2 separate regions of the Homo sapiens genome follow, and region 2 is linked to region 1. A link is a loop called in an ENCODE intact Hi-C map of the cell type or tissue named here. Cell type or tissue: gastrocnemius medialis. All regions are shown on one strand. Links, peaks and the distances in the headings refer to the core of each region. The heading gives the core; the rest is flanking DNA. Region 1 has its middle 73 kb from the start of SLC9A6. Region 2 holds the start of FHL1 (four and a half LIM domains 1).

What was found. Peaks named below come from ENCODE experiments on the same cell type or tissue, not always from the same donor. Only the 100,000 strongest peaks of a DNase experiment are listed, where the experiment ranks them.
Region 2: it touches region 1 in a loop (3-fold over the local background); 2 of 110 quality-filtered maps call a loop at or near these places.

The regions. Positions count from the first base shown.
Region 1 is chrX:136,050,148-136,066,389 of GRCh38, reverse strand. No RefSeq gene overlaps it. Among named protein-coding and RNA genes, the nearest start is that of SLC9A6, 73 kb to the right of the region's middle. In gastrocnemius medialis, for the core only: no CTCF peak of the experiment used is centred there; a DNase peak (open chromatin) is centred at 10,549; H3K27ac peaks cover 3,039 bases.
Region 2 is chrX:136,188,900-136,205,141 of GRCh38, reverse strand. FHL1 (four and a half LIM domains 1) reads right to left here and starts at 8,095. Exons shown (of 6, transcript NM_001159699.2): 1 at 8,008-8,095. The coding sequence starts at 8,029. In gastrocnemius medialis, for the core only: a CTCF peak has its summit at 4,467 (motif pointing right); a DNase peak (open chromatin) is centred at 5,641; H3K4me3 peaks cover 5,338 bases; H3K27ac peaks cover 8,000 bases.

The DNA.
Region 1 (16,242 bases), core at 5,737-13,736:
GTGTCACATAGCTTGGCTCTGAAGAGTACTCCCTGCAATGTCTGGCACACTGGCAGCCACATTGGAATAAGTGTGCAATTTCATTTTTCTTTTCTTTTTTTTTCTTTTTATTTTTTTTAGACAAGAGTCTTGCTCTATCACCCAGGCTGGAGTGCAATAGCGTGATCTCGGCTCACTGCAACCTCCGCCTCCCAGATTCAAGTGATTCCCCTGCCTCAGCCTCCCAAGTAGCTGGGATTACAGGTGTGTGCCACTACTCCCAGCTAATTTTTGTATTTTTAGTAGAGACGGGGTTTCACCATGTTGGCCAGGATGGTCTCGAACTCCTGATCTCAGGTGATCCGCCTGCCTCAGCCTCCAGAAGTGCTGGGATTACAGGTATGAGCCACCGTGCCTAGCCTAAGTGTGTGCAATTTCTTTAGGGAACTTCTTAGAAAGGCAACACATTTAATAAATGTGCAAGTTCTGATGACATTTAATACATACGAAAGCCCCAATATGCTTGCTGAAAATCAACCTTTACCTTTTTTGTTGTATCAGGTGTTTGGGGAAGAGGGGAAAGGAATGGGCGGGTACTCAGTCATGGGATGAGAGCACGCTAAATCCATGTGCCCTCTTCCTAGGGTGTAGGAGGAGAGAGCTTCAGCGCAGGGTTCAGCAAACTTTTTCTGCAAGGGCCAGATAGTAAAAATTTTCAGCTTTGCCTGCCATATGGGGTCTGTTACATAACTTAACTCTGCTATTGCAGTGCAAAAGCAGCCTTAGACAATACTCAAACAAATGAGCATGGCTGAATGCCAATAAAACTTTATTTGCAAAATCAGCTGGGAATGGATTTGCTCTGTGGGCCAGATTTGGTCTGCAGTTCCTAGTCTGCCAACCCCTGCTCTTGTGCAAAGCAGACACTCATTTGCAGACTTCTTGTTTGACATCTCCAAACAACTTGCTGAAAGGTAAAGGGGCAAGCAGAGGTCCCTGAGCTCCCATAATCACTTCTCTTCAACCATTCTCGGTTGAATCCCATGATGTCATTCTGAAATGCAGTGGGTCATTGACAGGGTCACATTACTCAGAGAAAAACAGGATGTTTGACACCTAAAATATTCAGAACAAGCCCAGAGCTCATCTCTGCAAAAATGCTCTTATATAACAGGAAGCAAGAAGAAAGGGAAAGCGGCGACAGGAGGCTGGGAGGGGACAGCCGCTCTTGGAGAAGGCGCACCGGGTTGGGCTCTGACGGCAGGCCTGCTGCCTAGAGAGTACATCTCTGCTTGCAGCTGTCACTTCAGTGGACAGATGACTTCATTTCAGCTCCCCCCCTCCAATAAAGAGGCAATAATCTCTCACTTGGGAGAAATACCATATGGCAGATGCTTTGCAAAGTTGTAAGAAAACAGTATAAAGTACTTAGCGGGGAAATGCCACTTCCAAAAGCATAAAATTTGTCTAGAAAGGGATCAGGCAGTGTCTTTGAAATACCATAGGTTCCCAGAAGATGAAGTTGAAACCAGTGGGATTGGGTAACAAGAGGGGCATTATCAAGGCAAGTTAACACAGACATCTCCTTTCTTGTGTTTACATACCTTTAGTGTGGCTCAAATCCGAAACACTTATTCCCAAAGCTCACCCTGAACTGCCCTTGCTGAAATCTCAATGTCCACTACTCTCTACCTTGTACTTCAGGCTCGAAAATAACAGGTCTTCTTATTCCCCAAAGACCCAGTGGCATGAAGCCTCTGGCATGTGGCTTTGTGTCTCTGGGCATTTGGTCATGCAGGTTTCTTGTTCTGGAAGGGCCCTTCTGGCTCTTCAAAATTTAGCCTCCCTTGGCTGTTTACTGGGCCTCCCAAGTGTGTTCAGCACCCCCTCTTCTGTGCTACCTTGAGATCTTATACATATTTCTTTTGTTGTACCTAGTACATCGTCGAGTCATTTATTTGATTATATGACTTATTTCCTCCACTAGACCCTGAGCTCCTTGCTCTCTGATTTGTCTCTGGATTCCCAAAACCTAGGTAGTGCTGGGCTTATGAGAACAGCCCCATAAACATTTGCAGAATTTGGTGTCCAATAGTGGGGGGAGCCTCACTTGCTCAGCTGATCTCCTTTGGACCAGAGCTATATTTTCCAGGGCAAGCCTAGGTTAGGGTTCCATTTTGAGGTCTCTAGAACAAAATCCCCAGTAGCCTTGGGTTCCTCAGCATGGGGCTCTGGTCAACTGAGTTGCTGGCGCAGTTCTTTCATTAACTCTCTTAACTCAAATGTCTGCACCAAGATTTCCAATCCAATTACGAAGAGTCTCCCAGCCAGCACCTTCTTATCCTTCAGACCTCATCTTAAATGTCTTCTGAGAGACCGTTCCTGATTTCCCAGTCTGGAGTAGCTCTCCCCATTACTGTCTTGGCTTACCACATGACTTGGCATTTAGTAGGCATTCAATAAATACCTGTTGAAAGAGTGAGTGAAGGCATTTTGCAAGGTTTGAGTAAGCTAACGCCCATGGAATGCCTCAGACACATTCATTGCCTATAGACACACAGTAAATGTTTCCTTTATCAACATCTCTTCAGACACACTAATCCCAGGAAGCAACTAGGATAATGAAGCGACATCTCCCCGACTCCAGCACTTACAAAAATGCTTCCTTCCACCTACAGACAAATATAAAGGGAGAAGAATTCCAAAAGGAAGGCAGTTGTCATCTTTGACATACAAATGAAACGTGCTCAAAGTGGACAGCATTTATGTTCCCTTAAAGTGTGGCAAAAGCCAAGTTCCCCACAGCTTGAGCAAACAGGAAGACAAGAAATGTTCACACATAACCTTAAAAGTGGATCCAACCATGCCGCAGAGTGAGGCAAGCCTGGCTTAGGAGATTATGCCCATATAAGGCCCCACAAGCAGCTCCCAGTGGAGGCTGAGATAATTTGGCACCTCTCAGCAAAAACCAATAAGATTTGCCTTTAGGGCTTTGTTCACAAATAACCCCAAGTCGGCTGTCTACATTTTCATCTAAACATTTGATGAAAAACCTAATACCACCCTAAACATTTCAGCCTCAAAGACTCTGAAGGAAGTGCTGGAAATAACTCAAAGGCAGCCATCATCTGAAATGCTCACTCAAGTCTCCCCGGTGGTCTTTCTGAGTTGCTGAGGAAGAGCTGGGATAGGGAGGCAGGGCTCTGGGGACCACCTGAACTCAGAGATGGGCTGAGATCTGTTTCCTTTTCTGTCAGTGACAGTAAAGGGCTAGATAGTAAGCATTTTTCACTTTGCGGGCCATAGGTCTATCACCACTGCTCTACTCTACCACTGTAGTGAAAAAGCCTTAGGCAAGACGTGAATGAATGGGCATGGCTGTGTTCCAATAAAATTTTATTGATGGTCACTGAAATGTGAATTTCATATAATTTTCATGTGTCACAAAATATACTTTTGATTTGTTACAACCACTTAAAAATACAAAAACCAGTCTTAGCTCTCAGGCAGCACAAAAACAGTCAATGGGCTGGACTCGACCTGTGGGCTGCAGCTAGCTAATCCCTGCAGCAGGCAGTAATGTACAGTAATGTGTAGTAACCAGCAAAGAACACAACCTCAGGCCCTTGGGCTCACTTGGATTCTGCAAGTTAACTTCTGCCACTTTCTGGCTATGTGACTTTGAGTAAGTCAGTAAAATCTCTGAGCCTCAGTTTCCCCATCTGTCTGGACCTCCTTGCCACTGCTGGAATGAGCATTAAAAGAGAGAAGCCATCTCATGATGGTGCTTGGCACACATAAACACTCTGTAGATGTTAGCTACTGTTATCTGAAGTTCCCTTTGATTACAGCTGGCATTCTCCCTTCTGATATCCCTAGTGCCTAGCACACTATGTGGCACACAGTAGACACTCATGAATCTTGGTTGAATGAATGAATGAATGAATGAATGAATGAATGAATACATGCTTGAATAAAATCCCATCGAAATGCAGCAACTGACACTTTCACTCTCTAGCTGCCCAGGCTGTCAACTTGCAGCCTCCATCACTTCCAAACTTTTAGTTTTGGCCCAGTGTTGTTGTTGGGTCAGCACTGGGGCAAGTGGTTGGAGTTGCACTTGGTACAATTTCAGATGTGCACATAGTAAGTACTCAATAATTGCTTGAGGAATGAATTAATAGACATCTATTGCCCAAGTGAAGCGATAACTTCAAGTATTTTAATTTCAAAAAGAGAGATACCCCTCCTTTGCACCCAGTCCTAGGGCTCATGATGTTGGGGAAGTGGTGATTAAGATGAGGTGACCTCCCTGAAAGTCCGCCCCGGGGAGGGACAAGGTAATTGTCCAGCACTGCATGTTGGTCTTCTCCTGCTTTCTTCAGCTAGTCCCACAGAGGGACACTGGCCTGCCCACCACCTGCCTCTCTAGGAGACCAAGCTCTTGTACAAACAAACTGTTCAGGGCTTTTTAGAGCCAAATTTCTATCTGCGTACGCATTCTCATCCAGAGGGCCATTGCTCCAGCTGCTAAGGTAAAAAGGGGGTTAGCCAGTGATTTGGGCCCATGTGCTTCATGGGGGGAAGCCATTTATTTTTGTATAAACAGCATATGGTGCTCACCTACCCCTCACAAGGAGGCTGTGGGAATTCCTGGCACACGAGTAATTTTAAGTTTCAAAGTTTTTCTAGGGTCCTGAAAAAAAAAAGCTGCAGAAAACACGGAAAAGGAAATCATCTTGAGTTGGACACGACAGCCCTTGAACCATGAAGAGCATCACGTGCAGATCAGAGGCCCCAGCGAAACTCTCCCTGGAGAAAAGGCCCAGCAAGCCCAAGCCAGGCCGATAGGGGATTGATTTCCCACCCCCGGAAACAGCGCAGGAATCAATGAGTGTGCTGTGATCCAGAGCTGACTGCCGGGAAGCCTTGGCCTTGGCCAATGCTAGGCAGGAGGCTGTGGGCTACGTGAGCACTGACAAGACCCTTAAAGGCTTCCAACTTTCCTCTGGAGGAAGGCTTGACTTGGATCCCACTATAAGTTCTGTCAACCACATCAGAGCAGTTTCACAAAAGCCACTCAGAAAATGGAAAATGTTAAGGACATTTGTGGGAACCAAGAAGGAGCCAGACACAAGTATGGCATCATTTTCCCCACCACCCAAGGAGCCACCATCCCAAGTCTTGAAGAAGCACAAAGGGAAGTCGAGGTCCTCATGCCTGTTGAGCAGGCCCCCGGGAGTCTGCACCTCAGAGCCTGCTTTGGGCCTTGAGACTTCAGTCTGCTTTGAGCCGATGGTGGCACCAGCCATTTCTTATGATTAATCATAGTAATAATCGCCATGACAGCTACCATTGACAGGGTGTTCACTGTAGGCCAGGCACTGTGCTAAGTAGCTGTGTGATCTTGGACCTTCGCTGAACCACTCTGAGCCCCAGTTCCTTCCTTATCGGCAAGAAAGGGATAGCAATGGCACTCAGCTCAGAGAGTTGTTCTGTGGATTCGATGAGGCCATGCTTATAAAGGGCTTAACCCTGTGCCTGGCCCAGATTAGGTGCTTCAACAAGAGACAACCGCTATTATTATTACATGCGGGAAATAGCTGACGATTCAGATCAAAGGGGAAAATGACAATGGCCTTAATTCTGTTGTTGTAATTCTCCCTTTCTCCCTCTCCTTACCTTCTTCTTTCTCAACTTATCCTGTTTTTTATTTTATTTTATTTTATTTTATTTTTTGAGAATGAGTTTCACTCTTGTTGCCCAAGCTGGAGTGCAATGGTGGGATCTCGGCTCACTGCAACCTCCTCCTCCCGGGTTCAAGCAATTCTCCTGCCTCAGCTAGGATTACAGGTGCCCACCACCACACCTGGCTAATTTTTTTTTTTTTTTTTGTATTTTTAGTAGAGAGGAGGTTTCACCATGTTGGCCAGGCTGGTCTCGAACTCCTGACCTCAGGTGAGACACCCGCCTTGGCCTCCCAAAGTGCTAGGATTACAGACGTGAGCTTACCCTGATCTTAAACATAGACTTTCCATTCTCTCCCAGCCCTGTGAAGTGCAGGGAGGGCAAAAGCTTGCATGGCCATGGAGAAGCACGCACGAGCCACTCACAGGTTTGTGTGCCCACCAATGGCAACTCCAAGCAGATCGCCTCTTCTTTCTCCTTGCCAGGTCCGTTTTTGGCACTTTACATCTCCCAGCCAATACGGTTTTGGTCGGCTCCATGGAGCAGTGCATGAGGCATGCCACAGAAACATGAGAAGTAGCTAGTTGGCTATCTTGTCAGGTTGTGTAGCTGTGAGTCAAAAAAATGCCAAAACATTTGAAAGCAGAATTCACCCCTTCTGTGACAGCCACCAGAGTAATGCTCAAAAAGGTATTTTTTCCTCTTCTGTGGGTAAAGCAGAAGAGAAGAAAATGAGTGGCAGTCACTAGTCCAGTAAAGGGAATGTTTGATCTTGGTTTGTTCATTCATTCGCTCCTTTGTTCATCCCTCACATTCTTGGTAGGTTCCTGTATCTACTTTTTGCTGAGCAGTATACCTAACACTGGGGGAAATCAGACGATTGAGACAAGGGTGTCTGAGCCTATGGCTTACTGTCTAGTGGGGGAGATGGATAAAATAAATGAACAATTCTAATGTAGTGAGAGGAGTTCTCTGCAGCTGAGGAGCACAGGGCACTGTCAGTCCCCAGAGGAACCAGCATCGAACTCAACCTGGGAATGTGTTTGTTTCAGTTCACGAAAAAGCCAGCATCCAAATCAAAAAGATGGCCAGGAGTGGAGGCTCTCACCTGTAATCCCTGTAGTTTGGGAGACCAAGGCAGGAGGATTGCTTGAGCCCAAAAGTTTGAAACCAGCCTGGGCAATATAGCAAGACCCTTTGCCTACAAAACAATTTTAAAAAATAAAAGATGGTCTTTGCTTAAAACAAGTGAATGCAAGCAGCCTGGGAAACCAAATGCAGAGGCCACCAAGCCTCCAAAGGCAGCCTGGAAAGTTACTCCTCTGCATCTTGTTCTGTGCCTGTTTCTTTTCTATCCCTCAGCCCATTGATTAGGCTCATGCCTTTCACTCTCAAGAAAGAGTTAATCTTATATACAGTAGGATTTCAATTTTCCAAAGTTTCTGAATGTGTGGGTGCATATGCATATAGAGTAAAAAGACTGGAAGAAGCCTCACTAAAATGTTAACAATGGTTATCTTTGGGTAGCATTTTCATGTCTCATTTCTTAAATATTTTAATTTTTTCCACAATGAACATGTATTATTTTTATAATCTGAAAACAATGTCATTAATTTCAAAAGTGCAGGTCTGCAAAAAGCTATGTGCTGTATGCTTCTGTTTATATGACATGCTGGAAAAAGCAAAACTACAGGGACAGGAAATATGTCAGTGGTTGTCAGAAGCCCAGGGTGGGGAAAGGGATTAACTACAAATGGGCACAGGGGAAGTTTTTGGAGAGATGAACCCGATTCGTCTGTTGATTGTGGTGATAGTTACATGTCTGTGTTTTTCTTTTTTCTTTTTTTTTTTTTTTTTTTTTGAGATGGAGTTTCACTCTTGTTGCCCAGGCTGGAGTGCAATGTTGCAATCTCAGCTCACTTCAGCTCACTCCAGCCTCCGCCTCCTGGGTTCAAGCCATTCTCCTGCCTCAGCCTCCTGAATTGTTGGGATTACAGGCTCCTGCCACCACGCCAGGCTAATTTTTTGTATTTTTAGTAGAGACAGGATTTCACCATTTTGGCCAGGCTGGTCTCGAACTCCTGGCCTCAGGGGATCCACCCGCCTCGGCCTCCCAAAGTGCTGGGATTACAGGCGTGAGCCACCACACCCGGCCGTCTATGTTTTTCAAAGCTCACAGAGCTATATGCTAAAGGATAAATTTTATGGCATATAAATCATACTTCAATAAGCCAGAGGTTTTGTTTGTTTGTTTTGAGACAGAGTCTCACTCTGTCGCCCAGGCTGGAGTGTGGTGGTGTGATGTCAGCTCACTGCAACCTCCACCTCCCAGGTTCAAGCGATTCTCCTACCTCAGCCTCCCGAATAGCTGGGATTACAGGCATGCGCCACCAGGCCCGGCTAATTTTTGTATTTTTAGTAGAAACTGGGTCTCTCCATGTTTGCCAGGCTGGTTCCAAACTCCTGACATCAGGTGACCTGCCAGCCTTTGCCTCCCAAAGTACTGGGATTACAGATGTGAGCCACCGCGCTTGGCCAATGAGCCAGAGTTTTTCTAAAAAGTGAGTTTAGATTATTTTTCCACTTCCATCATTTCTGGAGAATCTGATGGACCCAGGAAGATAATGAAATGTTTGAAGTGTATGATCTTAAAAAGATTACAAAAACAGACAAAGGAAATTTTCTTATTCCTGTCAGTTCTCTTAAAGTTCAGCCTTAGATGGCTGGGGCTTGAGTTTTGTTTTTTTATTCTTTGCTCCTTTTTTTTAAAGTCACTCGAGGCCAGAATTTATGTGAAAGACATAGTTTTTCTTGGTATCTAATGAGGTGACTTTAGAATGATTTCAAGTATGATTTACAACTGGAGTGCTATCTTTATGAAACATTTATATCTGTGACAACACCTAATAAAACTTTTTATTGGAAACATTGTTTGTATGGTTAGAACAGACTGTCAAAATAATCCCCCTTGGACCAGATGCATCACAAACTGATCATTTACTCTGTTGTTCTTGCCGGTATCATATTTAAATTCAATCTGATGGGGACTAGAGAAAAGGGCAAGCCGATGACATCATTTTCTTTATAAAGATTGAAGTTTTCATTTACTACAAGGGACACGATATAAAGACTATCTTACAGTAAGAAACTACAATGCCCACAAGCTGGAAATTTCTGTCCTGAACTACCCAACTAGACACTGTTATTTGAATTCAGTCATGTCATTAAAATATTTAAGACCTGGTTTGTGCTTTATTTGATATAGAATTGGATCATTGTCTATAAGTACAGACTCTAGATGCTGTATAATTAGAGTGGTATCTGAAGCTATCTTTTTTTTTTTTTTTTTTTTGAGACAGAGTTTCGCTCTTGTTGCCCAGGCTGGAGTGCAATGGCACAATCTCGGCTCACTGCAACCAACCTCCACCTCCTAGGCTCAAGCGATTCTCCCCCCTCAGCCTCTGTAGTAAGCCTGGCTAATTTTTGTATTTTTAGTAGAGATGGGGTTTTGCCATGGTGGCCAGGCTGGTCTCGAACTCCTGACCTCAGGTGATCAACCTACCTCGGCCTCCCAAAGTGCTGGGATTACGGGCGTGAGCCACTGGCCTGAAGCTACCCTTTCGTTTCTTCCTTAGCCTAACAACAAGAAAAAGTTCTATAATATACCAGGGTTATGGAGAGGAAGTGGCAACTGGCTCAGCACAGATAGAAGCAGTGTGCCAGTTACTTTTGCTTTTAATTTACCTTGTAAGTTCTTCTGTTCATCCTTAGAAGTGACTCCAAATGCGTGGTACAGAAACTACATGCACAGATGCTGCTTGTTCACATAAAATCAGTGGAGAAATCAGAGAAATACCAAAAATATCTAATAATAAGCTATTGATCCTGCTAAAGGGCATAATGAAAAGATGGCATGAAGTTCTCTACAAGAAAAAAATGGCCATTTTGATCTATTACATTTACAAACTAGAAATGCTGAGCTCTAAAACCACATATCTAATAAATGCTGAGCTCTAAAACCATGTATCTAATGACAAGGCTATCTTCACCACTAGACTGTGAGCTCCTTGAGTGCAGGCAGCATGCCTGATGTACCTCTGACTTTCTAGATCAGACAGAAGGAATGAAGGAAGAATTTGTATAATCAAGTCATTGGTTTCCTATGAAACAGAGTTTGGAATCGCACTACTGACATCCCTACCAATGGGTCAGAAAGAACAGAGCTCAGTGTAATGAGAGCAGAGCTGTGGGCTCCATTGTTACATAGAATAGCCAGCTTTGTCCTGGACTGCCTTTGTAGGTAAAGGGGAGGTTCTGCGTTTAATGTATGTTTTTTAGGTCAGCACATCAGTCCTACAGTTTCTGGGTGAAGAAATAAATTCCTGCCGAGGAAGGAATGTAATTGGGGTTTAACACAAGCAATTTTAGGAAAGACCTCTACGTATCAGGACCAGCACTACATTTCTTAAAAAAAAAAAAAAAAAAGACATCTCTTTGTCCATCATCTTTCTCTCAAGTTAGTTCTGAAGTGACTTTTCCCAGCCACTCCGGAGGCAATGAGGACTTCATTTTGGAAACATTGGCTGAGTGTACTGGTGACTCACACCTCTGATGAATTAATAAAAGTTGAGAAAACAAAAACCAGATGTTTCCTTCATCTTAATATAGACCCCTAAGCTTTCTTTTTTCAGTTATACTGTCACTTGCTGATTTCCTTCTAGTGAGGCAAAGCCCAATATTTTGAAAGTTTGTATCCATGCCTATTGGATGACCTCCATCCCAACAGTTGCTATTTGGTTCAAATTTCCATAAAGACAGCAGGTCAGGCACGGACTGTTTCAGCAAGCTAGTGGCACACAGTGTTTGAGAACAGCATACCAGAGGGCTTGGACACTAGATTGGATTTGCTTGAGAACTCTTGCAACAGCTTCTGAGGAAAAGCAAAAAGCGAAGCCGTCTCTTAGCTTGCATGCAAACCCACACAGAACCAGAAAGAGACTGGCCAACTAGCCGTGGCTTCCTTTCCACATCCAGTATTCATTCCTTGGCCCTTGACCCTTCTGGAAAATGCTAAAAACTGTGTTTTAGAGAGCCCACAACATATATTTTCATTCTTCTGGCCAGACTGGAGGTGAATACACTGAAATCCAGAGTGACGTACATTTGAAAGTTTCCTAATAACACCACCCATCATTCCCTGAGAACTTCTGTAGCTTTCTGTTTTTCGTAAGGAGGGAAAATAATTTATTTTTTCCTCCATCCATTGTACTTTGGTTAAAGCAATTATTTTTCCCCAGACACCACCCATAGCAAAAAGCTCCAGATGTTTTTAGGTTATAATGAGAGAATGGATGGCAAACCCTGGTGTTTTTCAAACTCGTATCCTTTCCCAGCCTTTTTGTTTGGGGCCCTTAGCCCTCCTCTCCCTCCCCTCTTTTCTTAATTGGGCTCCACCTACCCTTACCTAAGTGATCCAGAAACAAATTTAGATTTGTGCTTTGACCGCTACATCTCTCAATCTCTTGGTCCTAATAGGTATCTTCTAAAATTGTGATTCCCACCACCCCATCCACTGATTTGCCCAATCCAGGTTGCTGGTAATCACTGTAACCTGTCCCCCTCACCCATTCACTACGGCTAGTCTCCAAATCAACACCAACCAGATGTCTCTTGCATCTGTCCCCTCCTTTCGACCCCTACTGTATTCCTGTGCTTAGGCCACCATTCTCTCTCACCTGACCAAGTCTTCTAACCATCATCTCTGTGTCCACTGTTACCCATCTCCAAATAATTCATCCTTTCCACCGTAGCTACAGTAAGTGATCTTTCTAAAACCCCTGTATGATCATGTCTTCCATACATTGCCACTCCTGGTAACATATTGAGCATGGTGGCCTGGGAAAAATTCTTACACCAGTGAGTAATGTGAAAGTGCTAGTTAAAGCTAGGTTAGGCTGGGTGCAGTGGCTCATGCTTATAATCCCAATCCTTGGGGAGGCTGAGGCAGGTGGATTGCTTGAGACCAGGAGTTTGAGGCCAGACTGGACAACATAGTGAGACCTTGTCTCTATAAAAAATAAAAAATAAAAATAGCCGGGCTTTGTGGCACGTGCCTGTAATAAACAGCTACTTGGGAGGCTGAGGTGGGAGGATCACTTGAGCACTGGAGGTTGAGGCTGCAGCGAGCCTTGATCATGGCACTGCACTCCAACCTGGGCTACAGAACAAGACCCTGTCTTATTTGTTTGTTTGTTTATTTATTTATTTATTTATTTTTGGAGATGGAGTCTCACTCTGTTGCCCAGGCTGGAGTGTGGTGCCATGATCAAGGCTCACTGCAACCTCCACTTCCCAGGTTCCAGCGATTCTCCTGCCTCAGCCTCCTAAGAAGCTGGGATTATAGGCGTCTGCTACCATGCCCAGCTAATTTTTGTATTTTTGGTAGAGATGGGGTTTCACCAGGTTGGTCAGGCTGGTCTCAAACTCCTGACCTCAAGTGATCTGCCCACCTCGCCCTCCCAAGGTGCTGGGATTACAGGCATGGGCCACTGCACCAAGCCGCTGTCTCAAAAAAAAAAAAAAAAAAAAAAAAGAGGCTGGGTGAGGTGGCTCATGTCTGTAATTCCAGCACTTTGGGAGGTCGAGGTGGGTGGATCACTTGAGGCCAGGAGTTCAAGACCAGCCTGGCCAACATGGCAAAACCCCCATCTCTACTAAAAATATAAAAATTAGCAGGGCGCAGTGGCACACTCCTGTAATCCCAGCTACTCGGGAGGCAGAGGCAGGAGAATTGCTTGATCCTGGGAGGCGGAGGTTGCAGTGAGCCAAGATTGTGCCACTGCACTCAAGTCTGGGTGACAGAGTGAGATTCCATCTCAAAAAAAAAAAAAAAAAGAGCTAGGTTAATGTTAATGTCAGAGAAATGGCAGGACCTTCTCCAGCCTGGCATTTGTCACCTGGACTCTTCTCCATCATGTCTCCTATTGCACCACACCAAGGTTATCTGTATACCTGCTAGTCTCTCCCACCAGACTCTGAAGTCTGGGTCTTGCTCAGTTCAGTATCTGCAGCACTACACACAGTGCCTGGCACAGAGCAGAACTTAGAATAAAATAGCATCAGAGACAATAGTTTCTCCCTCAAAGGCAGTGGGTTAGTTTCCTATTGCTGCCATAACAAAATACTGCAAACTTAGTAGCTTAACACAGGGGCCCCCATCCCCCAAGCCACAGACCAGTACCAGTACCATTGCTTGCATTGCTGCCTGAGCTCTGCCTCCTGTCAGATCAGCAGTGGCATTAGATTCTCCTAGGAGGGCGAACCTTATCGTGCACTGTGCATGCAAGGGATCTAGGTTGTGCACCCGTTATGAGAATCTAATACCTGATGATCTGTCACTGTCTCCCATCACCCCCAGATGGGACTGTCTAGTTGCAGGAAAACAAGCTCAGGGCTCTCACTGATTCTACATTATGGTGAGTTGCATAATTACTTCGTTATCTATCACAATGTAATAATAATAGAAATAAAGTGCACAATGAATAATGCACTTGAATCATCCCATAACCATCCCCCCTTCTCCCCCGCTACAAATCCGTGGAAAAATTGTCTTCCATGAAACCAGTCCCTGGTCCCAAAAAGGTTGGGGACCACTGGCTTAAGACAACACTCACTTGACACCTGATGGTTCTGTAGGTCAGAAGTCTGACAAGGATCCCACTGGACTAAAATCAAGGGGACGGTGGGGCTGTGTTTGTTCTGGAGGCTCTAGGGGAGAATCCTTTTTTTTTTTTTTTTTTTTTTTTGCCTTTCCCAGCTTCTAGAGGCTGCCTTCCTCTATCTTCAAAGCCAGCAATCTGACCCAGGCACAGTGGCTCACGTCTGTAATCCCAGCACTTTGGGAGGCCGAGGTGGGTGGATCACCTGAGGTCAGGAGTTCGAGACCAGCCTGGCCAACATGGTGAAACCCCGTCTCTACTAAAAATACGAAAATGAGCTGGGCATGGTGGCATGCACCTGTAGTCCCAGCTACTTAGGAGGCTGAGGCAGGAGGATCCTTGAACCCGAGAGGTGGAGGTTGCAGTGAGCCAAGATCTTGTCACTGCACTCCAGCCTGAGAGACAGAATGAGACTCCGTCTCAAAACAACAACAACAACAAAAAAAAAACAAAGCCAGTAACGTAGCATCTCGCTGACCCTGCTTCTGTTATCACATCTCTTTCTCTGACCATAGCCAGGAAAGGCTCTCCCACTTTAAGGGGATTGGGCCCCCCCCCCCGAATAATCCAGGATAAACTCCCACCTCAAGGTCATCTAATTAGCAACCTTAATTCCATTAACATCCTTAATTCTCTTTGCCATGTAACTGAACATATTCACAGGTTCCAGGGATTAGGGTGTGGATATTTTGGGTAGGCCATTCTTCTGCCCACCATAGGCAGCAGCAGGAGAGGAATCTGAATTTCATTCAGCGCCCCCCTTGTAATGCTTTTCATACAATGGCAATGCTCTTACTTAATTGGCTGCATTTGTTTTTCAATTGAAGCTATGATTTTGTCACCTCTGCGTTCCCAGTGCCTGGCCCAGGGCTCAGCCCAGGTGAGGTTCTCAGTGTCTATTGACTGGATGTTAGTAAGCAAAATATTGATTGACTGGAGTGTTTAAATATCAACCTTTTCGTTCCCCTCAGCAAATGAAACTTTGATTGTTGAGTTTCAAAAAAGTGTTAAAAAACCAATTTTGAGGCAAAATCGGGGGTCCAATTGCCATTATCTTGCTTTCTTACACGAAACCAACTCTAAGATTGAAAAAACAGGCAACTTCTATTATCTGACAGAAGTGTTCCAGATTTTTTCTGGTGAAAAAACAGCTCACATGCTTTTTGCCTAGTCCACATGGGAACACAGCTGTATAAGAAATTCAAATGAACAGAAAAAAAAAAAATCATGCAATAAAGACTCGTGACTCCTAAAGCAACCAAAAATTGAATACTTCTCATGCAGTTTTTGTAGGATTTGTATTTAAACATACAGTGAACCACTTCAAAATTCCAACAAATCTGGAGAAATTAAACCTTGTTTCCAAGAAGTGCTCAGAGAGCTTTCAATACATTTTTTCATCACTGAAAAAGAAGTGACATGCACAACTGAGCTGTGTCTCTTTAGCAGGACCCAGTGCCTACCAGACAGCAGCAAATGGAAAATGAGCCAACCTGGTGTCCTACAGTGATACGGAGGACAGGAGTCCTCTCCTCAAGCTGCAACTGCAGTACAGGTTCATGGTAAAGGAAAGGGTTCTTAACCGGGGGCGGTGGCTCACGCCTGTAATCCCAGCACTTTGGGAGGCCGAGGCAGGTGGATCACCTGAGGTCAGGAGTTCAAGACCGGCATGGCCAACATGGTGAAACTCTGTCACTACTAAAAATAAAAAATTAGCTGGGTGTGGTGGCGCATGCCTGTAATCCCAGCTACTCGAGAGGCTGAGGCAGGAGAATTGCTGGAACCCGGGAGGTGGAGGTTGCAGTGATCCTCCGTCTCAAAAAAAAAAAAAGGAAAGGGTTCTTTCACTGGGCAGAATTGGCCAGAAATTGCCAGGTCTCATGGAGTTCGGGCTCCAGCCATGACAGCCCCAACTAAGCCAGTTCTCAGAATTCAGTGTTTACCGTGGCAACCACTTGGGGCACCTCCAAATTGCTAAACTGGAGATTCCAAAGAAAAGCAGCCCAAAGTAGCTGCATGGTCTGCAAAGACTTTTCCGTATTTTATTCAAATAGCACCTCATCAGCAAACCTTAGCGAATATTCAAACTCGGTTTCGACAGTCTTCTGAATCCCAGTCAAAACATTTCAACGTACATCACTTCATCTGATCCCCCCGCAATAGGCCTGGCAGTGACTTGGGGCTGGAACCAGTATCCAGTACCTACCACAGTGCTTGGCACATGGTAATAGCTCAGCGAACTGCCATCATTTTATAAAGGAAGAGACAGGCTCAGGCAGGTTGAAGTGGCTTCCTAAAAGTGCCTAGTGGCAGGCAGGGCTAGGACTCAGGCCTCCTGACTGTTACCCTCTTGCTTCCTTATTCCACCACCCTGGACTTCAAAATCCAGCTCCATAAAGGTCAGGAGAGCATTTCACTCATTTTCAACAAACATGCGGTGAGCATCTACCCCAAACCAGACCTTTTCACCACTCTTCCACTGTTCTCTGCCTGGCTGGCTCTTTCAGGTCTTGGTTTTAATGTTACCCCTTAAGCAAGACCTCCTGAATGTCCCTCCTACAACCACCCTGCCTCCGCACACCCATCACCCTCTATCTCATTTCCTATTTGTCACTTACCCAACTTGAATGATTTTGTGTGTATGTTGATTTACGGTCTGCCTTCCCTGACTGGAATGTAAGCTCTATGAGGGCAGGGCACTATTGGCTCAGATTTTCTGTGGACAGTCCACCCACTGTAAGATGAGCACGTGAGGAAGCCACTGAAACAAAGCCAGTGTGCGCTTGGGTGCGTTCATAAAAGAATGATGGACTTCTGGAAGATGTCCTGAAGACAGAAAGGGAATGGGGTTGTTTTG
Region 2 (16,242 bases), core at 738-8,737, 140 kb before region 1:
ATATGCTAATTTGTTCCTCTCCCCCGAAAAAGAAATTTGCACGGGTAAATAGATAGCAATTATTTCATTTGTGCAGGAAATACAAGAATTGAGACTACTTTCTAAAACTATCCACAAACATGGTTATTGTGCTAGCAAACTTCCAGCGTAATTTAGAGAGAAAGAATGAGAGAAAATAAATGAGCAGTTGCCTGGTACTCACCGCAGCTCTTCCACTAACTGAAAGCCCCAAAGTCTCACTTTGGGTTCCATTCCCAGGTTTTTTTTATACAAACACATGTCCAAGTTATTTGGATCTTGTTGCCATGAGCAACCAAACAGCAGAGAGTGAGCTAAGGAAACCACACCCTGTGTTTGAGAAGCCGCCTGGGCAAAGGCTGTTGAACTCTCACTCAGAACCAAGCCTCCAAACAAAGGAAATCAGGCCACTGGATGAGCCACAGGGCCTTCTGCCTCCTGCTGACACACAGACCCCCCTCATCTCTAAGGAGCTGGCAGATGAAGCAGATGAGTGACATTCTTGTGCAAGGACAGTTGCTTAGGACAGTTGTGTCACAATTAAGAGACTTAGCAAGACCAGAGAATGGTTCTAACTTGAACTTTTCTCTAAAAAGCAAACTGGGATGTTTCTTTATATAATGGGTTAGAAACAAAAACTAGAGACGCAATGGACACAGGGCCTATCTCCTTGAACTATGTACTGTTTAGGTAAGGAAGCTTTTAAACTGCTTTTAGCCTGTGTGTCTACAGAGAAAAGTACCTGTCCCAGTGACAGCATATGGAAAATCACTCTCTTTAATCCATTCTTGTTGGTCTTTCCAGTGTCACACAGAAGCCTCGTCTTAGCTTTGCCATACTGATAATATTGTGCCCTCAACAAAGACTTGCTTTCTTGTTAAGGGCTGAGTTGAGAAACCAAATAAATCTCCAGTAACGGCAAGTGGCAAGAAATAAATTATCAGTTGCTCCTAAATGCCATTTGGCAGGAAAACAGAATTTGTAAGATTAGACAGCACTGGCTTCCTGCATGGCTAGTAACCATTGCTGGTTTAGCCTTTCAGAGACTATCTTCTGGACCATATTTGAAAATCCCTCATTCTCTCTTACCAAGGTCTCTATTTAGTATACAACTTTGAACCTACTCGTTTTAGTATCACTTGCTTTTGATACCTTTATAAGCAGAAATTGATTCCAAATATTTCTAAGTTAAAGTACTATATAAAGTTCCACCTAAGGTGAGTCAAACCTCTTAGTATTTGAGTCCTAGCTTTATGGTAAGAAATACAGGTTAACTAGTGTCATACCAAAGAAAAAACACTAGAAAACACAATGAATGCCATTTAGAAGTAGAGGTTTTGAAGAGAAGGAAAACTGCATTATGGTTCAAAGTACCTGAGAGATCTTAACTGCCATGTTTTTCACACTTTAAAACCACACACTTTCAGTACTTTGATATTACCAGTGCAAAGTTCTTCATTGTTTAGTCTCATAGTTCTAGAACATGACTTGCTCAGAGTTCTAAGCATCCAGATGATAAAATAATCCACAGCTCACCAGTGAAGATAGAAGTAACAAAGGGTGTTGAAAATGTCAGACAATGAAGTCACTGGCCACTGTATCATTCCTATAGTACATGGTCTTAAACCAAGCAAAAGGAAAATTAAATGAATCAACCCCAAGTTAATAGTACCCATAAGAAGAGTTTCATCTCTTGGTATTTTTGAATCCTAGCTTTAGGCAAGATTTTTTCACTCTGAGTTTGAAAACTCTAGGGTCACCTTACACCTTAGATTCCCCACCACTCTATACTTAAACCTGCAGTCTGTATCCAGATGGAGAATCATTTCAAAGGGCATATTCTTTTAGAATACATTTCTACAATTCACTTGAGTCCTTTTAATGTGTGTGGAAACAATTAGTCTAGATAAAATAGGCACTTCTAGGAATGTTGGATTTGTTGCATAATAAGTAAACAGGCTAGAAATACTTAAAGTATGTTAACAATGTCTATGTCAAATTCATGAACTTTCGTATTTGTTTTGCAATAAATCAAATTAAGTGGAACTCTGGGCAACCTGAATTAGCTTACGTCACGTACTTCTAAATTTATGATTATTTGTTACAAAACAATTTCAAACCCTCATGCACGCAGTGTGCTCAGGATGAAGTTGGAGGAGATACTGATCACGTCACAATTTTGTATAAAATATGAATGATGTGCTGATGTGCACAAGACCAAAACAACTCTAAAAAGCCAGCTTATAAATGACAATGCTGAGACACACATGCAAAGATCCTGAGTGTGGGCTCCCTGAGTCTGAGCTACTATCAAGCTTTGACTTCATGAGGAGAGAAAAGCTTGCTCTTTCTTTCTTTCTTTTTTATTTTAGACGGAGTCTCGCTCTGTCACCAGGCTGGAGTGCAGTGGCGCAATCTTGGATCACTGTAACCTCTGCCTCCTGGGTTCAAGTGATTCTCCTGCCTCAGCCTCCCGAGTAGCTGGAACTACAGGCATGTGACACCACACCCAGCTAATTTTTGTATTTTTAGTAGAGACAGGGTTTCACCATGTTGGCCAGGATGGTCTCGATCTCCTGACCTCATGATCCACCTGCCTTGGCCTCCCAAAGTGCATTTTACAGGCGTGAGCCACCGCACCTGAGATTACAGGGGTTACAGGCATGAGCCACCGCGTCCATCCCAGCTTGCACTTTCTTTTGTTTGAAATGAGAGAATAGGGAAAAATGAAGATAGCATTTTACCTCTTTGTTGTTGTTGAGACAGGGTCTCGCTCTGTCACCCAGGCTGAAGTGCAGTGGTGCTATCCTGGCTCACTGCAACCTCCACCTCCTGGGTTCAAGCAATTCTCCTACCTTAGCCTCCTGAGTAGCTAGGACTATAGGTGAATGCCACCACGCCTGGCTAATTTTTGTATTTTTAGTAGAGACGGGGTTTCGCCATGTCGGGCAGGCTGGTCTTGAACTCCTGACCTCAAGTGATCTGCCCACCTCGGCCTCCCAACTTGATGGGATTGCAGGCATGAGCCACCATGCCCAGCCAGCATTTTACCTCTTCTTTTGGGCTCTCTTCAACCTTACAGAATTACATGTACTTAGGCATTTATTTCTTAGGGAATAATTTTTTATCCCCTTAGCTATTTCTAAGTACATGAAATGTGAAGGCCTTTAATCTTCCAGAACTTCTAGATATGTCTGCCTTGACCTATTGCTGTTATCCGGGAATGGGAGTGTCAGCCATCATTGAAGGAAACAATTGCTACACATCATCACCATGCTTCTTCCCTTACCACTTGTCTTTGTGGAGGGCATGTTTGCCCTCGGGCAGCTCTTTGACTAATTTTAATGTCTCGGTGTAGCCCTCATCTGTACATAGTAGGGATGCCAGAGTAGGTATTAGACATGAGCAGGGCAAGAGAGGGCCCCCCACCCAACCAGGAATGTCAGGCGGCCATCAGGTGAAGGTCAGATGGTTGTTAAACTATCTCTCGCTAAAATAATAATTGGTTGCAGCTGGCACCAAGGAAACACGGTCCCTAATAGACAGAAACACCTGAAACTGATGCTCAGCCACGTCCCCATGAGATCTCAGGAGGTGGGTAATTGGGCTCAAGCATGTGCACTAAGAGGCAAAATTGCGGTGTTTAACTGGTATAAGACCTACCTCTGGGAATGCTCTACTGCTAAGGGAAAAATCGCTTAAAGTAAGCATGCACACAACTTCAGTAAACACCACGCATGCGGCACTTCCCAAGTGCTGGCAGGCCACTGGGCATGCGGACAGCCCACCCCAAGGGAAGAATCAGGAGAGAAGTAATATAACACCCGAATCATGCCAACATATAAAAGCCCAGGTCAAAGGTCAAACCATGCACTTTTTGAATCTCTCAAGTAGCCTGCTTGGTCATCTTCTAAATGTACTTTACTTTCATTCCTGCTCTGAAACTTTATTTTATTTTTTGAGACGGAGTCTCACTTTGTCACCCAGGCTGCAGTGCAATGGTGCAATCTCTGTTCACTGTAACTTCCGCCTCCCAGGTTCAAGCAATTCTCCTGCCTCAGCCTCCCAAGTAGCTGGGATTACATGCGTGCACCACCAAGCCTGGCTAATTTTTGTATTTTTAGTAGAGACAGAGTTTCAGCATGTTGACCAGGCTGGTCTCCAACTCCTGACCTCAAGTAATCCACCCGCCTCAGCCTCCCAAAGTGCTGGCATTACAGGCATGAGCCACCGTGCCCGGCCTCCTGCTCTAAAAGTTTTTAATAAACTTTCACTCCTGCTCTAAAAGTTGCCTTGGCTTCTCCCTCTGCCTTGTTCTTCCTTGAGGAGGCAAGAAATGAGGTTGCTACAGACCCACAGATTCCCCGCTGCTAACATACTTTGGTGCCGAGTGACTTGGATACATTCCCTAGTGCTAACAAGTGGGGTTTCTCTATGACAGAAAGTTCTGCTCATACACTAGGGGGCCCCAGTACCTAATCCAGGGCTTTGTATACAGGAATCACTCAGTATATGCCTGTTGATTGACAGATGGAGATATGTTACCACAACTAAGTTTCTAAAACTTTGGTATGTGGATAGTCACTGAAAGTGGCTTCTGATCCAATTATCTGAGCCTCTATTTTGTCCATACCAACCCTATTTCAGGACCACACTGATTTCCTTTCTGTAAGGACTTCTTTCTTGGGCCTATTCTCCTCTGCTTTCATGGACTTATGAACCTAATGCAATATGACATACTATTTCCTGATTTTAAAAATCATCTTATATGACGTGTAAGGTGCTGAAGTCTAACCTACACCTTAGGTCCACATAAATGTCCCCTGATTTTCTAAGACAGAAAGCATCATTATTAAATAATTTAATTAAAAATTAACTAAATTAAAGTTTTACAAGCTTAGAATACAGTTAGAAATGTGGCTGGGTGATAAAATTTTAGACATTTATTCCAAAAGGGTAGCCTGACTTTCTATGCCTGCTTCAAAAGACACATCATTTTCACTTAATAAACAAGCTTCCTTTTTCAGAAAATTCTTGAACTACATCCAACATGCTGAGAGGTGCCTAAATAAACCTCAGTATCTTAATTAAAAGTTTTGGCTTTCAATTTAATCATGTACACATACAAGTAATATAACATTACAACATTTGTTTTTTTCTTTTTTCTTTTTTACTATAAACCTCTCATTACAGTCGATTTGTATTTAATAAATCTTGCTTGTGTTTTTACATGTATTTTCTCATGTATTTCTTCCTATTGTTCATCTTCTCCCTCATGCCTGAGTTGCTCAAACTATGAATATTTAAGGAGAATGTGAATATCATGAGTAGGTAGCATTTTTCTATGTGTTTTCCATGAAGGGTGTAATGTACAGTGTAAACAATGAACAACAACCCAAATGGAAAAAAATCAGGTTATTTCAGATCTGTTCTTCACTAAATCCAACCTACCAGTACATTAGTGACTCCACATATAAACACTGGCTTCTAAAGAAAGGGTATAATGCTTTCCTCAGAACATTCAACAGATGGAGCAAAGCCTTAGCCAATGAATAGGACACTTGTGTAATAGACATGCTAATGCACCTGGAGGTGTCGTCAGACATTTGGGAATAAATACCTAAGTAGCTGCAATGAGACGGAGCTCATGAGTCACGGCTGAAAAGTAGTCTTTCATACAATTTCATACAAAAATCAGAAAGTGTTTTTTCCCTTCAAAATAGAACGTGTACAGAATGATTCAATGTAATTAGCAACTTCACTGGTATGCTGCATTTAGAAAAAAAACAAATCTTTTTTGGGTCACTGATGTATAACTAATGCCATTTTAGATTATATCGGGTGTCAGGAGGGTTCGATATAGATTATTAAAAGAAAAATTATGTGCCACTGAACTTCCTGCAGTCCAGATTCAATTCTAGTACCATTTTGTCTGTATATGAAGATTTTTCATAATGTTGCACAGATTACGTGCAACACAGCCCCTCTTTCATATGGGAAAAAAAGCATTTCTGACCCGGCAGCAAAAGAGCATGTGTTTTTAGTTTCTCCAGCTGTGGTGAAGTAGTAGGTAGTCATTTGGTGGTCATCAAAAGCACAAAATGTTCAGTTTCACTCTCACTCAAATCTTCTGTATTTTAAGAAGCCAATCCAGTTGGATTACTTTCCTCTCATCCTACCCTCTCATTTTCCATCCCTGCCCTGAGAAAAGACTGGCGGGCTTGTGCGGCCCACTGAGCAGCAGCTGGTGAAGGGAATCGATGGCTGTGTAATATGGCAAGTGACCTGATCCCCCTCCACACCCCAAACCTGGTTTTCGACTTGAAAGGCCAAAGGCTAAAGAAATTGAATCTACATAATTTTGCAGACAGAAAGTCTTCAATGTCAAGAGTATACATTGTTTTTGTCCTTGAAATGTCCTCTCAGTATATGGATAGTCACTAAAAATGGATTTGGATCCAATTATCCTAGCTTCTATTTTGCCCATACTGAGCCCGTTTCAGGGCAACACTGATTTTCTATGAGGACTTCTCTGTCTCATGGACTGATTCTTCTCTGCTTTCATGAATCTATTAACCTAATGCAATACAAAATGCAATTTCCTGAATTCAAAAATCATCTAAAAGGTATAAATAATTGGTCCCATTTAGCCACAGTTATTAGAGCCTCCAGACTTACATACACAAGAACGACATAAGAATTTGGTGCAATTTAAAACCCAAGGTTGGGTATGCTATAAACTTTCTGTCACTATTTAAACTTTTAAACTTTCTGTCACTATTCTGTCACTTAATTAGTAAACAAAATGAGAGTTATTCTACCAGGTAACATGCATTTAAGGTTCATCAGGACAACTAGCACAGCTGACTAGTTTGCCTACACCCAGAGAATGTGTATCTTGGCTGATAACCACAATCTCAAGCATTTGGTACCATGTTTGTGAAACAGCTCCTGAGGGTTGGAAAAAAAAAAAAACCAGACAACTTTTGAACACTTGGGAACAGGGAAGACATTACATATTAATTCATTAAGGTAGGGCATTCCATTGCAGCATATTTAAAACCCCAAAAAGAGAAATTTCCTAAAGTATTTCCATTGTTTAAATATTGACAGGCAATGAGTTTTAAAAAATGATTTTTCAAAAAAAAAAAAAAACATAGATAATGACATCCCTTAATCTGAAAGCTGGGAGACAGGATGAAGTGCCTTCTTTATATCTAACCGTCTGACTTTACCAGCCCCAAGAAAGGGAACCGTTACTTAGGCAGAGGGCCACAGGGCCACAGCCACCCTCCTGGCTTCAAATAACTGGGCTTTTGGCCCCTCAGCCCCTAGTTCATAGATTTCTTGTCGATGGCCAAAGGGCTTCCTTAATTGTAAGGTTACAAAACCAGAAGAAAATGCTCATGTCCCAAGGAGTCCAAAATGTGCCCCTTTTTCTGCTAAAAACAATTAATAACATACTTAGCATATCAAAAGGAACATAGCTGTTACTTCGGGAAGATTTAAAACATTGTCAGCAAAAGGGAAGATGTGCTAGGTCATTATGGACTTTCTTAGTTACAAATGTTCCTCCTTTCAGCTCCACATTCGATTTACCTTCTCCAAACACCTTGGATGTAAAGCACTGTCAAGATGAAGAATTGTATCTTATAAAAAAGAAAGCCAAAAATTCCTAACCAGAAAAACCTTTCCTCCCACAATCTCTTATAGTTTCATGAGATGTCCTGAAAAAGGTAAAAATATAGTGGTAACATGTTTATATACTTCTTTTTAAAATAAATCACTCAAACTGTTCATTGTACTTGAACAATATTTTGTCTTTGAAATAGCATGAAAGGCAAAGGCAAAACAGAGACAAGCTATAATTTATTTACTATTCAGACAAGACTAAAATCATTTCATCAAAAACCATCTTTTAGCCCAATGACGGATTCACTGCCCTAACAAAACTGTGCTCAATATAAGATAAAGAGCATGAAGTTTTACCTGAGTGTCTATGGGAAGCCATGGCTCAGAGACCAAGTTCAGGAGCAGCACCTAGACCAGTCTTCCCTCAACCCCAGCTGATAAGGCTGTGGCTCATTTGTGAACATACATTTAAGGGGAAGCGGCTAACACAAAAATAACCGAGAGCAGATGTCCCACCCCTCCCCAGAGATCACAACCTTAATCCCACTAGAAAATTCTTAACCATTTTAGGTGATCCAAGGGAGAAGAATAGGACCCAGTAAAAATACCAAACGCTACATATAAATACCTGCGGGGCTACTCAGCATCCAAATTAGCTCCAGAGCCAGAGAGGCCACATAGAAAGTCATCCCTGTACCGGAATAAAATTTGGACTCGGCTCTGGCATAGCTTAACGCTGAGCCAACCTTATTAATCCACTTTATATGCCTCAAGAGCTTGCATTTGGCCCTGTAAATAATACATTTTTGTGCTGTTAATGATAAAAGTAACTCTAAGAGATAGACTTATGTTACCAGTGTAACTCAAGGAGATTAGACAGTATGAATATAGAGATTAAGGGGATTATAGATGTTGTCACTCTATGTCCTCCTTAGTATGTTCCAGAGATCAGCAGATTACTGTACAGGAAAGGAGAGTGATCGTAATCTCCCCACCTCCTTAACGGCAGACAGCACAGAACAAGATGGGGAGACTATGCCTATCCCCATCACACACACAATGAAGACATTTTGTCTCACAAACTCAACCTCTTGTTTTTCAGCATCAGGGACAATAAAAGGAAAAACATGAATGAAAATGAAGACATCAACCTAAAATGTTGTAATAGCTCAACAGGCCATCAGATGTCTGGGGGCTGGCTATTAGGAGCATGTTCTAGGAAAAGAAAGCCCCCAAGTCCCTCCAGGACCTTCTTCCACATTCCTTCTCTGGCCTTACCCTTAGCCCCCTTTCCCTCACTCCCACCTCACTGGCCTCCTCACTGTCCCCTGTGCCCAGAGTCATGGTTGTTCCTTTCCCTACTTCAAGTCTGCTGGTATTGCACTGATTTCTCTCCTTGCTGTCTGATCTCCTGCTTTGCTCCATGAAGGCAGGGATTTAGTACTGGAGCTCACTGCAGTGGCCCCAGAGCCTAGAACACTGCCCAGCTCCCAGGAGGCTCTCAATAACTATTCCTTGAAAGAATGAACTAAATAACTGAAAAATCCATCAAGCCTCCAAAACATAGTCCCACCTGCAATCCTGAAAGTGGTTTTGGCCACTCAACTTCAAGGAAGGCAGCTGACCTTCTCGCTGGTACAGACACCTTTATAGCCACTGTCTTGTTTAAGTGGTTTTGGCCCTATTCACACATCTCCCCTACCAGGTTGAGGGCCAGGGCAGTGCTTTGCTTGTCTTCATGTTCCTATAGCACACAGTAGGTGAGCAGTAAATGCTCCATGAATAAATGAATGAATGAGTTCCCCAATTCTTACGATCTTCAAATGTTTAAGGAAAAGTTATTCTAAAAGACAACTGACATCAGTAACTCCCAGTTAGCTAGAAAATGACACAATAAAAGCCAGGTTGTTACGAGTAAATTTATTACATGTTAGAGGAAAAAAATAAGCCTGGGAAAAGAAGAGAAGCTACACTGTGCTCTGGCTCCACGCCTTTCTAGTCTCTTTCTCATCCAGCCTGATTAAATTATGGTGCGGAGATTAGCCAGTTGTAACAACACCACACCCCTAAAATAAACTGAAACTTTTCACCTAGAGGAAATTCTCTTACTTTATTAGATGATTAACCTTAATGAACCCTGAATTTTTTATTTTAGCAAGTTATATTTTTAGGAAGAGCCCATGTATGTTGAAATGCCTCTCTTGCAGCGCTGTGAACAATAGGCTTGGTGTGCCAAATACTTTCCTTTAGGAAGTCAATTCCTGTTTCAAGCTATGCATCAGGAAGTGTCTTCTTTTAGGCAAGTATGGTAGTTCTTTAGGTTTCTGATCATTTTGAAAAGTGACAACAGAATATGGATAGACAGCTTTATGAAAGTATCAAAAAACAAATCTGTTTTGCCTAAAATACAAGAGAAAATTCAAAGACAAGAGAATCACTTTTTGACCACCATGAATTAGTCAACTATGACCAGCCAGGATGGACTGGGAGCTTGGGCCTGCAACAATAGCATTTATTCCAGTTACTTCCATTTGCATCAACCAGGTAACTGTGCCCTCCTAAAAACTTCATGAAGCATGACCACTACCTGCTCTGACATCTGGCCCTACTGCAGATGTCCTCAAGCCACAGAATTAGACCTTCCACAAAACCAAGACAGAAACAGCCCCTTGCATGATGAGAAACAATTTCTTAGGAAGAATAGTTGGTAACTTTGTCCTGTCTTGGATCAGTGGCTCAGAACCCTTGCTGGCTATTTCACAGGTACCTGGAGTCACGGGTTTCATTGGCATATTAGTCAATCTTGTTATATATTAACAGTATGATGTTTAATAATATCTTTAAGAATCACTGTACTGTTTACAACGCACCTTTATATACTATTGGTGGAGTTGGCTGGTGTTTGGGAGCAACTCTCTTTGGTGTATGATGGTTACATTTCAGGCCTTCTAGTCTCACACTCTAGCAGTATCCGGACGCTTTTTTCAGTGAGTGCTAGGTATCAAACTCCCTGTTTCCCTTCCATGTGACCCTCTGCGAATCATTTACTTCAGGGTTTATCTACACATCCTTATGGTCCTACTATCTGCAGATACATTATGACCTATTATTGGGTTAACCTGTAGATAATGCCGCCCCAGCCATTGCTTTATTGTATATGACAAGCATTTATTGGACAGATGCCCTACTATGTGGTGCAAGGTATTTTACTGGTCACAAAGAATAAAATACAGTCCTTACTTTCAAGTGTAACAAGATAAATATGCAAATGACTACTATGCAAGGCAGAGCCTTACAAGTATTACAAGAAAGGTATAAAGTGTTACTGACATTTATCACAGGGAGAGATCACATCTGGTTTGGAGATGAGAAAAGACTTGATGGATGTCACGGCATTTGACCTGGTCCCTGAAGAATGATTAAGACTTTGGCATGCAGACAAGGGGGAGGGAGTGTTCCAAGAAAATGGTACCATGTCACCTAAGGTATGAGAAAAACACAGGACGTGTTCAAGAAGCAGGATGCAGCTGGGGGGGGTTGGGGTGTGACAGAAGCACAAGATAAGGAAGTAGTAGGACCGAAAGCTAGAGAGGAGGGAAAGCCACACACGGAGGATCTTTCTGCAACTGGTGCAAGGGGAGAATGAGATGGAGTCATGCAAGCAGTGATAAGAAGAGCAGATCTCAGAGAAGAGAGGAGGCAGGGAAGACAGCACAGGGTAATGCAATTGTCCACTGAGATGCAAGGAAAGACTGAAAGAATGAGAGGCAGGGGCAATGGGCATGGAAAGGAAAAACTAGATATAAGGGACACTGTGACAGGGCTACAAGAACTGAAAGAAGGGGAAGGAGCCAAGGATCTCTCTGAGGTTGTGACTCTGGGTGACTGGGAAAATAATGGGGAATATGGGAGGCAGAGCTGGTGTAGGGAAGAATGGCACTTTATTTTAGACTTCACAATGAGTTTCTTCTGAGATGTCAATAATGAACCCCCTTTAATGGGATCCCAGTTATCAAGGAGCGAGAGAGAACAGTAAGATTACAGTAGAATCACGTTTGTGGGATTTCTCACACTGCAATCTAATCCTAGCCTCTCTACCTCAGAAACACCACTGGGAGGATCAAACTTCAAAAGTTCAAAGTGGTGCAACCGAAGAATCAAACACGGCAAATTCAGTGACCCACTTAGCCCACATTTCAGGACTTCCTCATTCACAGCTTGACTTGTGGTCACCCTTCTCCCTTTACTAGATTTTTCTTTTCCTGAAGAAATTTCCAAATGGTTAAAAACTTATTCAGACAATTACTGGCCATTAGTCATGGCCAGGGGCAAGAGGCTGATAACAAACTGTAATGGAGTCTTTGTGGATTTCTCCGTGGTTTCATGTCCAGTTGTTTTTTTTTTTTTTTACATGACTCTTCTTTCCCTCATATCTACTACTAATAAATTAATAGACTGCAAGTTTTTTTCTCAATATAATTTTGTCAGGCTACTTAATCCCTCTGCCAACAATTTCTCCTGAGTGAGTCCAACTGCAAGATTAAGGCAACTAGTCATGCACTATGATATGATGTGATTCAATGTTGAGCTCTCCAGAGTATTTCTTGTCCTATGTACTCTTGCCAGAAAAAAGCTCAGAACAGCTTCAGCCATCTCATGTTCCTGTCAATCTTTAAGGTGGGAAGAGTACTTTTTCCTACTGACACGTCCAATTTTGCAAAGTCACTGCTTAAATGTCACAATTCATGGCATACCCATCAGAGAGTAAAATGAAGGAGCACCCCTGGAACCCCAAGAGGGGGGATTTGGTCATGTAAGGTCCTAATGAAAACAAACCTGAAATTCAGCCTCCCCAAAGGGTCTCTGAATCTCAGAGAAAAGGAAAAGGTATGAAAGAAGACCTGTAACAAATGAGAAGATACATGAAATAAAGGACACTGTAAACAGCAAAGCACCTGGAAAATGCTAATTAACTCCACTGAAGACCTGTTCATTTCACAGTTGACCAGGGCTTAGAATTTTCCTTATAATATTCACAGAGAGATTACGAAGCATGAGCCATGGCCCCTGTCTTTTGATTTTTGGTAATGTCATGATCAGTAACAGTTTTAAATGTCTCTTGTCCCCAAAGTCTGTGCCCTTCCTGTGTTACTACTAGACTTTTACCAAGAGGTAGGAACTATCCTAACCACATCCTACAGATACTTTATGGGCCTATAACCAGAAATCACTATCAGGAAAACACCGAACAAATGACTTTCAGAGCATGCCTAGGATGATATTTTTCAAAAAACAGAAGTGGCAAAAAAGTAAAAGAAGTAAAGAAAACAGAAACAAGAAAATGTTTTAGAAAGAGATATATAACATAAATACAGAATCTAAAATCAAAGGAAAATAAATGTTTCAGGAAACTGAGAAGCTGGTAAGGATAAATCTTTGTCACATTTTAGATGTTAAAATTCTCTTCCAGTTTATTTCTACCACCTACTTGTGACATATCTGTTTTATTTCCATATTGCCATGTACCATGACTCAAAACACCCTTTCAACCATGCTAAGTCCTGGCATTCACCAAGCCCACCTTTTATGAACATTTTAAGCCTCTGATAAATGCTTGAGGGCTAAACATTCCATGACCCTATTCTATAATTTACCCAGCTGGTTAATATCCATAATAGGAAAGAAGAACAAATCAAATAAGCTTCCATCCATACCTTTATTCTTAATGCTGATAACTGAGATCAACTGCCTTGATCAGGGATGTTATAATAATTCATGAGCTCTGCTTCATTGTGTGAAACATCAAGGCTAGTAACATACGATCTATCTTTATTTACCAAAAAACTATAATTAATACATTACTTTATTATGCACTGGTGTTTTCAAACCCCAAATAGAAGATAGCCCTAGAATTCAAGGTAAAGGTTGAAAAGACTCATGAGTGGTTCTCTGGGGTTTGGTCAGTAGATCATCTGAACCTAACATGGTGCACGGAAGTGGAAGCATGAACACAGCAGGAGGAAAGAGATCAAGCCGTGACCTGGATGTCACTCAGGAAGTCTATATTTTGTTAGGCAATAGCATTGTCTATTTTGATAGCAGGGGAAATCCAGATTTCCAGAGGACTGAAAGTACATAAAGTGAAAGCTCACTTGGCTCCCATCTGCCAAGTTTCCCCGAAGGCCAACATTTGACTGCCTGAGCAGTGTCTTGATTCAGATTCAATGCAGGAGTAACCACAGGTGGACAGAGGAGCGCGGTGGCCCACAGTGATTCGTATCTGAGAGAGCAAATAGGAATAACTTTCTGTGGAAGGAGCTCTTCTGTTGTGCCAGGACAGGCACTGTTTTGTGAAAACTCAGCTGCAGAACCAGAGTGATCCTGTTGGTGTGTGGTCTGCCATTAGATTACCACCCTCAATGGCAGCTTGTCTTCCCTGTTCGTCAACCTGTGCATGGTAAGGACAGAGTATAGGCTCCTCCACAAGTTGGAGAGGATTGGCGGACCTGAAGATAAAGTGGGCCAGGTCTGAGGGTGTCTCCAGCTTCATAAAAATGGCATGATAGAGTTGGAAATGGTCTTAGATACCACCTAATCCAATCACCTCATTTTATAGATGGAAAAGCTGAGGCCCAGAGATGGAGAGATCACCTGCTTCCCTGAGTTAACAGCTGCTCCAGGTCTAGAAGCTGAGTGTCTGGACTCCGAAGGCACTATTCCTTGTACCGTATTAGCAAGGGATCTTTACTCATGACAATGTAAACCTTAGGAATGCTATGTATGGTAAAGGGGGTTTGTTATCCCTTGACTTTATATTCATCAACAGAGGTTAAGCTGGGTCACAGACCCTGAGACTAAGGGACAGTTGTGTGTGTAGATGACACATTTTGCAGATTCTCTCATGCAGCAGCAAGAGTCCAGTCAAGTTATCTCAGCCACAGTTAATGGTTAATGCTGGAGTCTCTTAGCCTACTCTGGTTCGAGAGGCCGCCTGATTCGCGAATCGTTCTTTGCTCAATTAAACCCTATTAAACTTAAAAAGAAAAACAAAGTTTATGGATAAACTTTGGCTAACTTGGAAGCAGTAGTTGACGCAGAGCTGAGAGAGATATGGACTAGGTTGGATGCGGAAGCAGAGGCTCTACCTAAACAGCTGACACTTAAGGAACAAGAGTGAGTGATTTCAAAGCCCTTGAAGTCAAACAACAAGTTCACCATGCCAGGCAGCAAGTACATGAAACAGAATGACAGGAACACGAAGTCCAGAAAGGAGAACGCAAGGAGAGTCTGCAGCTAGAGGAGCAGAAGCCATCAAAGGACATGTACGTGGAAAGATCACACCCCATTCACCTCACATCCCCACCCTTCTTGCTCATTTCCAATGATAATCAACAAGAACAAACATGGGAAGTAGGTACCTAACTGGTATAAATAAGACCAGATTATCTAAGGTACAGAGAGTGAAACAAGGAGTGATTGTCCTATTGCATTCAATGAAATTCAGGTAAAACGGTTTAGACTGGACCATAACTATTTTTGAAGGCTTCCATGAAAGAAATTTAAGGCTTAACTTTATATGAGATTGGTTGAACAATTAACATGGTTAGTTCCAAGACAAATAGTAGGAAATTTGCCCTGAGATTAGTATATCTATTTTATAATGATTCAAGAGAATATAGTGCAGTGGCTAAGAGCACAGACTGAAGCCAGAATATCTAAATTCGAATCCTGCCTCTATCACTTACTGGTTGTATGACATTGGCAAGTTTCACTTAACTTCTCTGTGACTAAATTTGCCCATCTGTAAAATGGGGATGATAATAGTACCTATGTAAAAGGGTCATTGTGAGAAATACAGCAGTAAATATTTGCAACATTTAGAGCAGTGGCTGGCACACAGTAAGCACTATATATTATTAATTCAACTACACGCTAAAAATGTGGCCGACCCAAGCAGCAGATTCCTACAAATAGAATTTATCAAGTTTACTAATTCACAGGGAATATGTGGAAAAGAGATAAGGGCTCAGGATGTTGGCCAAGAGCCCAGCTGCAAGGACCATGGGCCTGAGAATGACTGGGGCAGCAGAGAGCAAAACTCAAAGTCCTAGGGACTCAGAGGAATTGGCCTCAGCAGCTTGACAGCCCAGTGGAGACAGCTGTGGACTCAACATGGGTCAGGAGGGTTTATGAACAGATGATGGAGACCTGGGGAGAACAAATCTCTGCTCTATTGATCCTCTAATGAAATAAATACCCAATAGGTCTAGGTCACCTGTCCAGTCTTGAGCTGCAGAGGGTCTTCCCTACATCCTCCCTGCCAGGAAAGGGCCCAGTGGCTAATTAGACCTTTTCTGGCTAGAGTCAATAAACTTTCCAACACAACAAATAAGGGTTTACCTTATAAGCACTAATTCATCAGGCAGGCCACCCTTGATTCACATCTCTGAGCTTAAGTTGGCTATAAAGGCCAACAATGAAAAGAGGCTACCTATATGCAGCTCCAGCCAGAATGCAGATTAGCATCATATTATGTGAGTTAATTCTGAATAAATGCCAAGGACATGGATCTAAAAGACCCTATCTCATCAA